Linked DNA regions of Homo sapiens: region 2 is linked to region 1. A link is an interaction called in ENCODE POLR2A ChIA-PET data of the cell type or tissue named here. Cell type or tissue: A673. All regions are shown on one strand. Links, peaks and the distances in the headings refer to the core of each region. The heading gives the core; the rest is flanking DNA.

Evidence for each region. Peaks named below come from ENCODE experiments on the same cell type or tissue, not always from the same donor. Only the 100,000 strongest peaks of a DNase experiment are listed, where the experiment ranks them.
Region 2: POLR2A ChIA-PET joins it to region 1 with 22 read pairs; 4 of 35 experiments call an interaction of 5 or more read pairs at or near these places.

The regions. Positions count from the first base shown.
Region 1 is chr1:41,781,791-41,784,707 of GRCh38, reverse strand. All of the region lies in intron 1 of HIVEP3 (HIVEP zinc finger 3), which reads left to right. Among named protein-coding and RNA genes, the nearest start is that of HIVEP3, 140 kb to the left of the region's middle. In A673, for the core only: no CTCF peak of the experiment used is centred there; a DNase peak (open chromatin) is centred at 1,347.
Region 2 is chr1:41,885,533-41,888,449 of GRCh38, reverse strand. The region is part of intron 1 of HIVEP3 (HIVEP zinc finger 3); the gene reads left to right. Among named protein-coding and RNA genes, the nearest start is that of HIVEP3, 32 kb to the left of the region's middle. RefSeq lists a silencer at 127-336. In A673, for the core only: no CTCF peak of the experiment used is centred there; no DNase peak of the experiment used is centred there.

The DNA of each region.
Region 1 (2,917 bases), core at 229-2,728:
ATTTACTTGAGTAAGTCATGGAAACTCTCCAGCCTCCGTCCCATGGGGTGTGTAACCAGCTTGCCTGCCCCAGCCCCTCACAGTTTGGGGTGTTGCTCCTGTATCCCAAAATATCCCTGAGTGCATAAGTGTAAGCTCCCCACTCACCTAGGTATAAAAGCAGCAAGTCAAGAGCAATTGCTCTCCCTGTTCTGGGTCCCAGGACTCCTCTGGAGCAATGCTGTCCAGTAGAAATATAATGCAAGCCACAAATGTGAACCACACGTGTGATTTTAAATGTTCTGGTAGCCACATTTAAAAAAGCAAAGAGAAACAGTTGAAACTAATTTTAATAGCTTATTTTCTTTAACACAACATATCCAAAAGGTTATTTCAACATGTAGCCAATATTAAAAAAATTAATAACAGATTTTACATTCTTTATTTTTTCATACTACATGTTAAAAATAAAGTATGTGCTTAAACCTTACAATATGGCCTAGCCACATTTCAATAGCCACAAGTGGCTAGTGGCTTCCATATCCTGTAGCCCTGCTCTAGGGCAGGGGAGGTGGGACCCTGGGCTTCCCCCAGGAACCCTGCTCTCCCTGGAAGCACAGCTGCCTCCCTCCTGCCTGATTGTCATGTGCCTGTCTGCCCCTCTGCAAACCCAGAATTCCCATCCTTCTTCCCTACCTACTCCCTGCAGAGCCAGGCAGCTTTTTACTTTTAAAGCGTTTTACTTTTACTCCTGGCGACCCAAGAAGTCTGATTCTAAATCCACCCCAAGAAAATGGACAATAGATAATACCGCCACCCTGCTGCACCCTTTTTGGAAGAGTTTCCTTCCATGATTTTGCTGCATGACCACTTGTCCTAACAGACCATTGCCAGAACAGCAACTTCATTGATTCTAGGGAGCAGCCTTACCTTTCTCCCTTTCTGAGCGGGGTTCAGCCCTCGAGGGGCCCTGGGTGATTTTCTGGCCCCTTCATTCTGAAAAAGTAATACCCACGAATGTCATCTCCAGCAAGACATCTCCTGTATGTATAAAATAAAGCTGGTGCTCTCAGAAAGTTTGAGGGAAAGATGATCTATGCGAGTGTGTGTGTCTCTGTGTGTGTGTGAAGGAGCACAGAGTATCTAGTGACTGGCAAGAGTGTCCTGAAGGGCCCTGGTAGCTGTGAGGTTGCCCGCATCCCTCCCATCACCCTGCGAGCCCTCCGGCCTATGCCACATTGCTTCCCTCCCTCCCACTCTCCTTTTGTTAAGTGGCACACGGAGAGGTTATTTATTGTAGCATTCTGACAAATAAAAGCCATTCCTCTGATTTACAACCGTGCCACCCCCTCTCTTTGAGTCAGTGTGTGATTCATCTCTTTAATGTGATCCTTCCGAAGCGTGTGGCTCACTAGGGGAATGAATACGGAATGAATCCTCTCTGCCAGCCTTCCTCCTGTGGCTTCTCACTGCTCCTCCTGGCCCCAACACCCACACCCGACAACAATCTAGTCCGTGCCAGCTTCTGCCAAGGGCTTACCATGTTTCTCCTTTTCTCCTGTGATTCTGTCCCATTGGTGACTCTGTACTCGGTTCCCAGGAGAACTTAGCAGGGGCCCTGAGGACAAACACCCACCAGAGTCAGCTGCATCCCCAAAGATTCCTTTTGTTTTGGGAGGAACCCAGGAGCCCTGGAACCTGGTTTGGTTTCCAGGTTTGAAAACCACAGCCCTGGCACCCTGAAGCCCCGCTGCTGATCTGAAAAGGAGTGACATTGACAGGGAGTGTGGGGGGAGTGAGGTGTTGTGGCCCCCACCCCAGCCTCCAGGCTCCTCCGTTCTGACCTGGTCACATCATCTCCTAAGATTTTCCTTGCTTAACTCCTCCTTCATTCATTCATTATATTGTGGTCTTAAACTCCTCTGTAGTCACTTTTCTTTTTGTAAAATTGTGGTATGCATTAAAATGTTACTATTTAGCCTTTTTTTTTTTTTTTTGAGATGGAGTCTTGCTCTGTTGCCCAGGCTGGAGTGCAATGGCTTGGTCTCAGCTCACTGCAATCTCCACCTCCCCGGTTCAAGTGATTCTCCTGCCTCAGCCTCCCGAATAGCTGGGATTACAGGTGCCCACCACCACGCCCAGCTAATTTTTGTATTTTTAGTAGAGACAGGGTTTCACCATGTTGGCCAGGCTTGTCTTGAACTCCTGACCTCGTGATCCACCCGCCTTGGCTTCCGAAAGTGCTGGGATTACAGGTGTAAGCCACCATGCCCGGCCCCATTTAGCCATTTTTAAGCATACATTACAGTGGCATATTCACATCATTATGTGACCATCACCACCCTCCAGCTCCAGAACTTATTTTGCCTCTCCAAACTGAAACCCTGTACCCATGAAACAGTGATTCCCTTTCCCTTCTGCCCACAGCCCCTGGCAATCACCATTCTGCTCTCTGTCTCTATGAATTTGACTACTCTAGGTACCTCACATAAGTGGAGTTATACAGTATTTGTCCTTCTTTTGTGACTGGCGTATTTCTCTTAACATAATATCTTCAAGATTCACACATGTTGTAGCACATGTCAGAAGTTCCTTCCTTTTCAAGGTTGAGTGCTATCTGGAGTGTGCATATATCCATGCCACATTTGGTTGAACGATTCATCCATCAAAGGTTGGACGCCTGGGTTGTTCTTGCCTTTTGACTATTGTGTCACACTCTTCTCCATCCTGGGCATTTCCCAGTGCCTAGAACATTCTTTGCTTTTGAGGGGTTTCTGGTATGGGTGGAAGGCTGACTCCTTATAATGCATAGAGATCACCTGGGAGCAGAGGAGAGACACCTTAGAACAGCAGGAGGTGACAGGAGAGCTGAGACTTGAAGAGCGACAAGTGACAGAAGGACATGGCAGCAAAAGAAATAACATGTGCAAATGCTCAG
Region 2 (2,917 bases), core at 161-2,660, 100 kb before region 1:
TCTCCTCACATATCGGCCACACTCACCTGCAAACACTCTTCTTGAGAAGAAGGGCTTAGATATGTCTTAGTAAAGACTGTTTAAAATCAGCTGGGCTAGGCCGGGCGTGGTGGCTCATGCCTGTAATCCGAGCACTTTGGGAGGCCAAGGTGGGCAGATTACGAAGTCAGGAGATTGAGACCATCCTGGCTAACATGTTGAAACCCCATCTCTACTAAAAATACAAAAAAAAAAAAAAAAAAAAAAATTAGCCGGGCGTGGTGGTGGGTGCCTGTAGTCCCAGCTACTTGAGAGGCTGAGGCAGGAGAATGGCGTGAACCCAGGAGGCGGAGCTTGCAGTGAGCTGAGATCACGCCACTGCACTCCAGCCTGGGCGACAGAGACTCAGTCTCAAAAAAAAAAAAAAAAAAAAGTTCAGCTGGGCTTAACAGTAGAGCCTGGGGTGGGGGTGTGATGGGAGCATTCTATATCTCCACTGTCTGACTCAGAAACCACTGGCCACATGTGGCTATTAAGTATTTAAAACGTGGTTACTGCAACTGAAGGACTGGATTTTTTATTTCATTTCATTTTTATTAATTTAAATAGCCGCATGTGGCCAGGACCACCATTTTGGACAGTGCAAGTTTAGGGAATGTGACACCCAGAAGAATCAAACCAGATTCAATTATATTGTTTGGGGATTTGGGGCTATTTATCTTTAATCTGGGCACTTGGTTTTAACAGAGTCGGGATTTGTCAGTTGCATACTCAGGTCTTCAGAAAACCTCTTGCTGTCTGCTCAGGTGAGGTAGAAGCCACATGTGCTGGCTGCAGTGATGGTATCCAGTTTACAAATTCATCATCCTTTGACCTTCTCCACTAGCACCCTGACCCTTGTAGCCCAGGCTGCCCTATGGATGACTGGGCACAAATGTGTGAAGTTCAGGGGATCCCAAAGTCAGGGACCAAGTTCTCTAGTCCTGGGTCTGCCACTTCCTGGCTGGGAAAGTTATTTCACCTCCAGGGATGGGTTGAGATTTTGTAGGGCTTGAAGTTTAAGCAACTGGGGGACCTCTTTAAGAAAAAGAATATAAAATTACAAATACAAAATTAGGTACCATGGTGAATATTTATTTAGAATAAGAAAATAAATCACATTCAATATACGTTTTTAAAACCTGACATGTATCACAAACTTTATAAAATCCAGAAAAATAACAAAATATTTTTATTATTTGCCTGTGAAACCTCCATAATACTTTTTTCCCTGAATATATTTTGGCTGAATACACTTTGATCACCTCTTCATATGATAGTGATTTTGTAATTTTTCTAAAGGGAGGTTGCAAAGAAAATTTAGCTTTTCTTCTAGCATGACTGACAATATTTATTTTTTATTATTGATAGTTACATTGCATAAAACATGGCTTCAGACACAGACATCCACTTTTTTTTGTTTTACTGCCATAGGTTTGGGTCCTACAATACAGGAATTTTGATAAAATATATTTTGTGTAATTCCCACCAAAAAGGGGGAAAATGTCTGGTATATTTATAACTGTATTCATTATATTATCAAATACATTTCTGATAGGAGAAAACTTTCTTTTTCGAATAGGCATCAGTGAAAACTAAATTTTCCTTCAATTCCACATGTCCAAAGACTGGAAGAAAGTTCTATGCTCTAGCTTCTGGCTCTGTATAGTTCTTTTTTCTTTTCTTTTCCTTCTTTTTTTTTTTTTTTTTTTTTTTTTTGAAATGGAGTTTCACTCTTGTTGCCCAGGCTGGAGTGCAATGGCGCGATCTCAGCTCACCACAACCTCCGCCTCCCAGGTTCAAGCAATTCTCCTGCTTCAGCCTCTCGAGTAGCTAGGATTACAGGCATGTGCCACCACACCCAACTAATGTTGTATTTTTAGTAGAGACAGGGTTTCTCCATGTTGGTCAGGCTGGTCTTGAACTCCCGACCTCAGAGGATCCGCCTGCCTCGGTGTCACAAAATGCTGGGATGACAGGTGTGAGCCACCGCACCCGGACCGCTCTGTATATTTCAATCCTATTTTTTCTCCCCTATTTTTATGTCTCAGGTGCCAGGTATTGCACCTTTGAGTCTCAAAGCCATTGAGTTGTGGAAAGCTTAGCACTGGAAGCCATGGGGACAGCTAACAATCACTTGACTTTGCATTAACGTGACTGTGAACAATAGACATAAATCCCACTACACCCAAACTAAATTTATCCCCAAATTAACTTTCCCTTATGCTGGATCCCAAAACACCTATAGCTACTGTAACACCATTCAATATGAACATGAGGGGAAATGTATCAGGAGGAGACATCAGAGTTGAAAGATACAGTGCTCTTCATCAATTGCAGTTAAAATATCTTACTACTGCAAATTTCATTTAAAAATTACATGATTCTAAGAATATATTGCTAGGGCCTTGAAAGGGGTCCATGCTGGCAGGGCCCTGAAACTTTCTTCCTTAGCATCACAGTAAATCTGCACCTCACTGCTCTGAGCCTTGGGGTCTTCATCTTTAAAATGGGAAGAATAGGATCCATTTTATAGAATTATCATGGGTATTCAGTGTGCTATATTTGAAAGCTCGTTTACCTTGTGCCTGGGAAAGAAGTGCTCAGAAATAGGAAGGAAGGAGGGAAGAAGGGAGGGAGGGAGGGAATGAAAGGAAAGGAAGGGAATGGAAGGGAAGGGGGAAGGGAAAGGGGAAGAGGAGGGGGAAGGGAAGGAGGAAGGGAAGGAGGAAGGGAAGGAGGAAGGAAGGAAGGATTTTATTTTATTTTTTGACGGAGTCTCACTCTGTCACTCAGGCTGGAGTGCAGAGGTGATCTCAGCTCACTGCACCCCCTGCCTCTTGGGTTCAAGTGATTCTCATGCCTCAGCCTCCGCGTAGCTGGAACTACAGGCATGCAC